2 separate regions of the Homo sapiens genome follow, and region 1 is linked to region 2. Evidence: chromatin contacts called from ENCODE Hi-C or POLR2A ChIA-PET data. All regions are on one chromosome and are shown on one strand. Each heading gives the region's core, a stretch centred on a gene start or an enhancer-like site at or near the end of the contact. The rest is flanking DNA. Distances are from core to core; before and after follow the strand shown.

The links. Hi-C counts contacts between places; a loop is a spot of excess contacts on that map. ChIA-PET counts read pairs that join two places held with the same protein, here RNA polymerase II (POLR2A). Pooled maps may share reads with other maps.
Region 1: a pooled map shows a loop between it and region 2 (4-fold over the local background). The contact joins the enhancer-like site here to the promoter of TFAP2A-AS2 in region 2. A Hi-C loop is called at or near these places in 2 of 50 pooled maps. POLR2A ChIA-PET finds 5 or more read pairs at or near these places in 3 of 52 experiments (MCF 10A, PC-9 and activated CD4-positive, alpha-beta T cell).

The regions. Positions count from the first base shown.
Region 1 is chr6:9,480,922-9,486,251 of GRCh38, reverse strand. No RefSeq gene overlaps it. Among named protein-coding and RNA genes, the nearest start is that of HULC, 830 kb to the right of the region's middle. Within about 2 kb of position 4,036, at least 5 of the 41 ENCODE cell types and tissues checked have a DNase peak (open chromatin) inside an H3K27ac peak, as active enhancers do; they include PC-9, where a contact is called at or near this core.
Region 2 is chr6:10,402,954-10,407,805 of GRCh38, reverse strand. TFAP2A-AS2 (TFAP2A antisense RNA 2) reads right to left here and starts at 3,304. Exons shown (of 1, transcript NR_145448.1): 1 at 1-3,304. It overlaps TFAP2A (transcription factor AP-2 alpha), which reads left to right. Exons shown (of 7, transcript NM_001372066.1): 3 at 962-1,013; 4 at 3,067-3,298. RefSeq lists enhancers at 3,023-3,132, 2,943-3,560, 3,356-3,650, 3,563-4,762 and a silencer at 3,263-3,642.

The DNA of each region.
Region 1 (5,330 bases), core at 2,787-5,286, 920 kb after region 2:
ATTTCACGATGTCCTTCCGTATTGTTCATCTGAACATTCAAACATGAGTGTTTCTACTATCCGCCTCAAAAAACTTCCGCAATGATCTTGCTTGCCTAGACAGGCTTAAAGGCTCATTCACAAAGTACAAATATTTGAGGCTTGAGTATGTTTTAAATTCTTTTTAAAATCTTATTTTCTTTAGAGTTCATGCATATCCCTTTACTTAAAAAATGACACTTTGTATATTTGAATGTGTGTCTTGTTTAAGCAATTATGTGCAGTTCAATTGAGAACAATAACAAAATTGCCTGTAAATACATGGGCAAGGTATGAACAAGAAAAACAGAACCACTGAAAAATATCCAGGGTGATGTTTCTTATATATTGGTAATGTGAATTAAACATCTGTGGGCTATATCCACACACATACACTCTGCAGTGAAGGATCAGGTTAACTCAACACCCAAAAGGCTATGAAATATCAGGTGTTTCTTTTACTTAAAACCTGGTATAGCATTAAGCCTAGGTTACAAGCCAAAACGTCTATAGATGCCAGGAAAGTGACCTAAATGAGCGAAGTTGAGGAGGCGAAGTATGAAATATTAGAGACAGTCATTCGTACTGAGGGTTAGTAAAGAATGAAGGGATTGTGGTGTGCAGGAGAGTCCTATTTGCTCCAAGGGATTAACTGCTACCCAGGAAGCCAAGATCACTATTGCCAGAGCTTTCTTTTTTATTTTTTTGCAAGAGAAGCCCAAAGTGTGGATTTTGGAGGGAAATGTTTTAATCTCTAAATGTTGTTAATTAATGCAGTTATAAAACAACAACATTACCACAGCAGGCGAACATACCTATACCAAGTTGGGATCCTAGCCTAAGGAGACTAGGTTTTGACTGCATTCTGAAGTTCTCACTGGACTCTAGGAAACTCCGGAATGAGGGAGGACCATATCCAGGAAGAACAATTAATTGAGGAGCTGCAGGTAGGGGCTGCTGTGAGCCGCTTTCATCCCCTGGCGCATTCCTTCAAGTCTCTAATGACATTTCCTCCAGAAAGCCTCCTCCAACCAACCCCACCACAAACATAGACACACACACACACACAAACACACACACACACACACACACACACACACCCCAGACTAGGTGAGATGCCCCTTCATGTTCCCAACGTGACCTTGACTTCCATTATCACAGTTATTTTTAAGTTATTGTTACTATTTGCTTGGCTGTTTATCTTCAGTATGCAGGGCCTTTGTTTATCCAGCCCATAATTTTATCCTCAGTCCTTAGAATGAGGCTAGCATAGAGCAGATCCTTAATAAACATTTCACGAGTAAATGAATCATATGTAAATGATGAAATACAGACATAAATAGCTATCTTGTTCTATTGACAAAAGTTTCCTGGACCTACACAGCATACATAGAAAAGGATGACTACTGTATACAAGAAAAATAAAGTAGTATTTAAAAAGCTGTGTTTCAGGGCTGAAAGATCAAGTGATTAAAACTGATGTAATCAAGTTATAGTTGCTTGAATCATATTCATTTTAATTTAGGTTTGACTTTCCTGTTTGTGGTACCATGAGGCCCATTATTTTACTTGGCCTCATCAGTCAGTTTGTTTCTAAATTGGAGTAAGTTTTTTTACTGCCTAACTGAGTGCCCAATTATTTCATTGGCCAAATTTGTATCAAAAGTGTTTTAGAGATAGTTCTGGATCTTTCCTCTTCCTTGAAAGTGCAAAGTGAGGCTGCCTTAGTCAGTACCCATATGCAGTAAGTGAAATAAATTATTACTCAGGGAACCCTCAGGTTCATTTCATAGGACTCATTTTTGTGGCAATTACTACAGTAAGTATTTGGAAATATACATGCACAGCATTTTATTGTCACCATTGGACCATTCAGCTGACCTGATTTTCTATTCCCGCACTTATTTGACAATGCGACTAACTGGCCCAGTTGTATCAAAGATTACACTTATTGTTTTAGAGAAAACAGTTTTGAATCATTGTGACAGCTTCCTGCAAGTTTCGAAATCAAATTAATTGAAAAAAAATGTTTGAATCTCAGTCACTTCCCTTATGGGTTAGGATCCAAAGCACTAAATAAAATCAGAGAGAGCTACTTCAGTTGTTCTCTAGTGATTTATGTCCTAAATGAAAGGAAAAAAGTGGCAACAGGTTACCAATCCTGTTGTTTCAGAAAACATATGCAATTAAATTGTATGCTTTATGGCCCCAGATCATGCTAATATCATTTAATAATAATAATAAATAACCATAACACAGAGAAGACTTAAAGTGCAAATACATTTGATTAAACCAACAAAGCTAGTTCCAAAACAGCTGTTGCCATAATCTAGGCATGTGGGTCCCAAAATGAATTGTTAGGAAGAAAAAAAAAAAGTAGTTCACACTGTTGCTTCACATGGTTTATTAGCTGCTGTTATGAGGAGCAGCGTTGATTAGAATAATTATTTAGTGCTTCAGTTTCTGTCCCCTAAAGCTTCCCAAAATATGTGTCCCTAACTTCACTTAAGATGAACATTTTATCTAGTCTAACAATCAATGCAGATTGTTTCAGAATCCATTCTGCTGCCACAATTGGTAGTATGTGAGAAGAGGGCATAGCATGGTCACATTTGGCTGCCATGAATAAGTCTGGCTTAAATTCCTTGTCTAAGGAAATCACCTTGAGCAAAATGCATGAATATGTCTGGCACAAAAAAATTATAGAAAAGAAAACTAGAAACAATTGTCTTTTAGCTCATAACATTATCCAATACTACAACCTTGTTCCTTAATTAAAGTTGCCAGTGTTCAGAACAATTATAACAGAATTATTATAACAATTATAATAGATAATTGATGTATTTAGCACTCAATGGATTCCATTATTCAGTGCCTTAAGCTACCAACTGGGACATGGGACAGTTCATCGGATAATTTTGGTTATCTCCATTCAGCTGTGTGGATGTTAGGGGTCAGAATAAGTGAAACAGTTTGGCTCATCTAGAGTTTAGAATTTTTTTTTAATTCTGTAAGTTTCACTTCTAAGAATCCTTTTCCAGTAACTTTATGTAACTTATGAAAAATTGCTAGAAAACTACTAAAATCAGGATTAAAATACTTACATGATTATTAAAAGTAATGATCCTTTATGTAATTAAGCACCTTCATCGCTGTGTATTGACACCATCCAATAGAATGTATTGCTTTACTTTGTTTAAATAATACAGTTAATACAGATTCTTTATGTAGCACATGTGAAACACAAGACACATCAAAGATGCTCTAAATAAATCTGCTTTCTCACACTTCTGAGTCATGTCAAATTGGATAAAGTGAGAATGAGACTGTATAATTCATTGTGCAAACTGGTTCAATTTCAGAGTGAAATTGATAATGACTTCAGGAAAATCACATACACTAGGACTGTTTGAGGCAAATGAGGCCAGTTCTAGGAAAGCTAGAACTTTCTTCCAAAACATGTATAGTTTTCCCCTTTTCCTCCTTGTCATGTCTTTTTGATGATGCAGGCTACATTTGTACTTAGAATTTTCTCAAGTTATGTTGATGATTCTGTGCTATTTTCTTCATCCCCTGTGATAAAAATCAAGCATTAATAGGTGGCTGGTGGGGATTCGGGTTATAGACTGTGACAGCGTGAGTGCCTGCAGCCCAAGCAGCAATCACACTCTCAACCTCATTGTCAGTTGCAACTGACTCTCATTAAACGAACTAACTGTTCACTCTAGCAGCACTTCACAACTTTACATGATATTTTATGATTAAGCTTCTCTAAACACAGCTACGTATTGTAACCTCCAACTTTAAAGGGAGACACAGGGAGAAGTTGATGTTATACTGAATAAAAGCCAAAAAGTCTATGAGCTTTGTTTTTCTTTTCTAGAAGCTTTGTTACCAAAGCTTCTAGATCTCTATGCAAAGACTTCCACTGGGTCCTGAACACCAAATGTCAATGAGTCATGATGACTAATACTAGGTGGTGTTTATGCTTTGGCCTCTTTGCTGTATCCTGTAGGCTGGCAGAAATCAGGCCAACTGAGTAATTGCTATAATGCATTCCCTTTTCATAATATCTGCACTGAATCTTTGTTGCTTCGCACTTCAGTTTGCATTCCAGCATTCTTTCATGCCAAGCCTGGTGATTACTTTGAGTCCCTGAGCTACAGGCATAATTATCTCTCAAGAAGACATTGGGGACTCTTGAGAGGAAGCCCGAGGAAGATGGAGAGAAGAATACTAGATGAAGGATTAAGGTATTTCTTAGGTGGAGTAAGTAGCAGTGGGGAAGAGGAGTAGGTGATGTTCATTTGCCAAGTATTTAGAGAGTCGGGGACCTGATACTTAAGCTTTAATGTTGACCAGAGGTATGGTCAACAGAGCTATTTAAAAAGTTAAATAGCTGAATATCTCTCTATTCATGGCCTAGAGAAGCTTTGTTATTTAGATTTAGATGTTACTTTGTTTTAATTCAATTACAAATGATCATGTTTGTCGATCAGTTTACTCATGATTTGTCCTAGTTTTGAGGGAAGATCAGATTCCCAGATGTCCTCAAAGATCGCTTTCACTGATAACAGTGAGCAATTATGCTATCCCTAAAACTTCCATAAGGAGTACTCTATGGCCTTTGAAACCACATCATTGACTAAGTGAAACAATAGAGTTTCTGTAGCCCAAGAGAGCAAAGCAGAGTTCATTTAGCTACAAACGACCATTGAATGGCACTAGAGATAAAGAAAAAAGTATATCACACGAAAAATAAATAAATAAATGATAAGATGTTAGGTCAGTATGATTTCATGATCATTGCAGAAAAGTAAACAAAAACCGTTTGATTATTTACATTTCTGGCTTGCTTCAGTAATGTGTCATCTAGTCCCAGTTCTGTTTATAGGAAACATTGCTTTTGTAATAACATGCTTATAATGAACAATAAAATCCATGAAAAAGGATTTCATTGCAGAATAAACTTGTAGATTCAATACCCTCAGAAGCATTCTCCGCAATAGCATCTCAGAAACAAAATTATGCTGGGTTTTTTAACAAGCCACTTAACGTATTTATCTTCCAAGGCATTGGGGAAAAAATCAGGAACCAATCATTTTCTATTTTACTACAGGGTAATTTATTACTTACTATGCTAAGTGTTACCTATCTTTTCCCAGTAAAACTAAAAATAGGACTGTCTCTCAAACATTGACATATACGATTAGGCTAATACAGTAATGTGTGTGCTTTTTATTATAAACTAAGTTACTGTAATCCAGAATACAGTTTGTGTATGGCAAACAGATAAGGACCATATGACTGTG
Region 2 (4,852 bases), core at 2,055-4,554:
CGATCAGGCACAATTAACAGGAGCATAAATCCAAGACAGAATGGAAAATGTTCGAATCAGTATTATTGTTGGACAAAGACTAGAGAAGGAAGCAATAGTTTTTTAAATGGTAATGCCTGTGTTTGGTAATGATTGCAAAATCTTCTATCTCAGCAGCCCTGGTGCTAATTTGTAAACACAGCCAGACATTATATTGCCTGTCAGTTTCTGCATTAGAAAACATGACTTCATTTTACTTTCTAATCACGTTTTGACTCTAGTGCGCACACGTATACCCATCCATCTGTAAAAAAAAAAAAAAAAAAGAAAAGAAAAAGAAAAACACCCCACACTAACAACAAACCTGCTGTTGGACAACAGGAAAGCAAGCTCAAAGGTTTTTTGGTTTTGGTCATTTTCATATTCCTATCATACCCAGGCTTAGGCAGTAGTCTTTCTAAAAATTTATGTGGAGTTTTCCATAAAGGTGTGTGTGTTTGCTCTTTATTATACTACCTAAACCTTTTCTTTTCCAACACTCTCCTGTTACTCCCGCCCCTGTCATTTCTATTGTGTTTCCCTGGCTTTCGCTGCCTGAACACTGGAATTGCTAAAGTCAGAAGCCGCTGAGGCGCCAATCTAAAGCTAGGTACATTTCTAAATGTTGAACTGACTGAGAATGATTAGGTGCTCCAACACTTGATTTAATTTCCAAAGAAAGTTTTATTCCCCATCTCCACCCCTTTTAAACATGGATTATTTGCTGGAGGAGGAGAAATTGGCCATGGGTGTGCAGTGAAACCTCTTGAGTTGCAAAGCCCCAAATTCCAATAAGCCAAGATGAGATGTTTATATATAAATGTCATTATACGGGAGGGGGAATTTTGATTCTACACCTTCCCCTCCTCCCATCTTGCAGGGAATATTCATTTCCTTTTGTTTTGATGATACACTTACATCCATGTGTATCCTTTTGTTGCAGCATGTAGAAGACCCGGGTATTAACATCCCAGATCAAACTGTAATTAAGAAAGGTAAGCCATTTCCTTCTGCATTCCAAGCATGTCCTTACAGGCAGAGTGCTATTTAAAAGAACTTGCAGAGATGTGTTTATTTTTTCCAAATAGGATTTCCTAAAGGCTCAGAATTAGCAAATAGATAGGCACAGAACAGCAATGCTTAAATAATCAGCCTTCAGTATGTTGGTAATGCCAACAGGCTAGCTTTGTTCTGACTCATGATTTGACCATTTAATTTAGTTTAATGATATTTGGACAAACACACAAAATGTACAGTAGTTGAACTGATTTGGAAGTGGCATTTCAATTTTGAAACAGTTTGATAGTTTAATCCATTGCCTGGATGAAGGTTAAGAAGTGTATAATGCTAAAATAGTACAAATAATTTAACATTAATGTAAGAACAGATGATAAGAAGCACTCTTTAGTAGAGGAAAAAAACATTCATGTTCTTCAATTTAGTTTCTTGTTAGCTGTTTAAGGGTCTTAGAACTTTGTGAATTAGGTTAACAAAATTTTAGCTTTTGGTTAAAATTAGTATCTTGAAGATGGGAGGAATATTAGCATACTTGTTCAGAGGAGAAATTGTTAGAAAAGTGTCAAGTGATTTGCATGGATTTGTAATCTGTATTGTGTTTAGTGAGTAGAAATAAAGTTTACTGAATTAAATGCTATTCACTCTTGGTAGCAGCTTTTTTTTTGGTTATGGTGGCAATGTTACATTTCAGGATTCTAGGCACCACCAGAGGACGATGCTATATAAAACTGTTCTCATTTCTAACCCCAATCAGTATATTGTTAGCTAGTTTAAAGTTTCATTTTTGCATCTGTGAAGTCTTTGTCACGTCAAATTAGATGTGCAAGGGATAAATCTTAAGAGATGCTCTTTCCAAGTCGACATGATAATTGGCTCTTTTATTAGTAATCTCTCAAGAGTTCGTTTAACTCCTATTGTCTCTATTAGCCTCCCCAGAGCTATTAATGTCACAAGTGATCTATCCAAAACCTAGAGCCCCCCACCTCCCTATACCTCTAGCATATCCCCATTAAAGAACGCATAAGGAACACTGTGATGAGATTGTGTGCATATGATGTCTCCAAATGGAATTTTAAAATACAATGCATACTGTACTTAAATGGTTGTGAATGCATCTGAATTACACTGGTGCTGAGAAACGTAATGCATTAGTATACTTTCTGCAGGTCTTCTATTTTTTTTTTTTCTAACAGTGGTGAGTCCAGCAATAAAGAGCTTATGGTTTTAACTAGGAAGTATATATACCCACTTTCCCAATAAAGGCGCTTTAGCAGAGGACTGTTAAGTATTTACTTAACAAAAGGGCACATTGCTAGTATTCCACTGTAGGCCTGTTCTTCCCTCCCCACTCCGCAGTTCAAAACTGGCCTTGGAATGGATCTCCAAAACTGAGACGTTTTCAAAATTGAACATAGGAAAGGGCCTATTTATCAAAAAGACGGGACGTGTGGTGTGGACAACAAAATCCACCACTTCCCAGCGTGGTGCCTCAATTAAAACGCTCGTTTACAGGGTGCTTTAGCCATCTAAATTGTCGGCTGATTTTAATAATGGGTCTTTGAAGCAGTTTTTCCCCGACACTAAAACCCCACCCAGCAAAACCCCTGAAGTACAAGTAACTTGCTCTCGGTTTGCAAATGTAATTCCCTCCCCTGCACCCTGAACCCGTGGTCCTGGACCTCATCTGGGGCCCACTCCGCTCGGATGCTCAGCGCCTCAGGGGTCACCAATTTCACCACCCATCTCTAGAGAGCACCCTTGACGGCGAAGGGGAAAGGGTCAAGGCAGAAACGCAGGCCAGGCTGGCTGGGGGAGGGCAGGGCCGCCTCCCGGCCGCCGGGTGAGGTAGGGAAGGGCTCGAGCCCGAGGAAGGGAAGTAGCAGAGCCACAGAATTTCAGAGCCGGACGGAAAAGCGGGGACTGTGGCCCAAAGCCTGGGATCCGGCCCTGGCCGGGATGAGGGCCGGGGTCGGGCAGGATTTGGGGGTGATCCACGACGCCCAACACGCGGCCTCCCCTCTGTCTCCGCAGGCCCCGTGTCCCTGTCCAAGTCCAACAGCAATGCCGTCTCCGCCATCCCTATTAACAAGGACAACCTCTTCGGCGGCGTGGTGAACCCCAACGAAGTCTTCTGTTCAGTTCCGGGTCGCCTCTCGCTCCTCAGCTCCACCTCGAAGTACAAGGTCACGGTGGCGGAAGTGCAGCGGCGGCTCTCACCACCCGAGTGTCTCAACGCGTCGCTGCTGGGCGGAGTGCTCCGGAGGTGAGGCCCGGCACGGCCCCGCCCGCCCCGCCCCGCGGCCGGGGGAACCACTGCGCTTGCGCCGGGGCGGTGGCGGCGACGCAAACAGGCCTCGCGCCGCGGCCCTCCCTACGCGGGAAAGGAAAGGGGGCGGGGAGAAGAGCGTAGAGCCAAGTGGGCGGGATCTGGGGGCGGGGGAGCGGGCGATGCGGCGCGCGCCTGCGCTCTCCGCTGCTTTCCCGCGAGCGAGTTCTGGTGCGCGCTTCGTTCGCTGCCGCGCGCTCGCGGAGTCCTCCGCTCCGCCCTCCTCCTCGCGCAAGCGCAGCTCGCTCCGCCGCGGGCTCAATCCCGGCCACTGCAGCCGCGGGGCGCCGTACAGCCACCTTTTCCCTCTTCGCGCACACCTTGCAAGCCCAGGAAAAGTTCCTCTCAGGCTCCTCGCTTTGCCTTACCTCTCTGAGTAGGGTCTCCGAGGGTAACCGGTCGTGCCTTGTATAGGGTTTTAATAGAATGGCTTTTAACTAAAGGAAGAGAATGGTTGTCCTCTTGAGTCCGCACGCCATGCTTTCCGGTCGCTGTCATCTCCAGACCCCCATACTATAGGCGTTTGCATATGATGATGATTCCCAATTTACTGAGGCCCTGATGTGTGCCAGGCTGCGTGCGAGCATGTTTACGTGCATTGTGTGTAGTCACTACCAAGGAATGCATCTGTTACATACATAGCCAGGGATTCTTACCTCACCCCTGCGAGGTTTGAGTGATTCATTTAGTAGATAAGATTTTATAAGGGTCAGCAAGGTAAAGCACCTTCCCTTAGGGCAGTTTTCTCCCTGCTGTGGGCTTCCTACCCCTAGGATTCCACTGCACGTTGTGAGTTGTGGGGCTTGTGTTGAACTTACCCGGATAATGTTTCTTCTCTTCTTTAATAATACTGAGAACTTCATTGTTTTGACTGTTATTCATTTACTTATGTGTTGATAGACCCACAGTTCCTTTCTAGTGGCTATATCCCGCACAAAGCCTATAAAGATCATTTTTTGGAAGGGTTTAACATCAACCATTCTAGTCTTTTCTTCCTCCTGCACAGTCATTTTGCTTTCCCTTTGTAGTCTTTCACTGACACAGATCTTTTCCTTGCCCTCTGCTTTTTCCTTCCCTTCCCCCATCCCCAATATTGGAGACTGTTTACCTAGGGGAGTATAATCTAATCCACACAATTAAAGAGCACTTGAGTAGGGAATAAAATCTGAAATTAATTAATTTGCTGTTTTATTTAAACAATTTATCTTAACCACTTTCTGATTATGGGATTCTATTTAGACATCTGTTTAGAACTGCCTCCATTGTCTCTGAAATCAGTGAAACTTTTAGGGCTGATATCAGCTTTTGACATTTCCAGTTAGGCTGGTGACATGGCACGTAAACAGTTGGCGAAACGAATTTCCCTTTGGGGCTAGAGCCAGAGCAAGAAACGTGAGAGTGATGATAACTTTGGTTACTCGGAACAACCTAACAGCATATCTTGCAAAGACAGTTTTAAAGACCCCATTGGGATTGGTGTGATTGTAACAG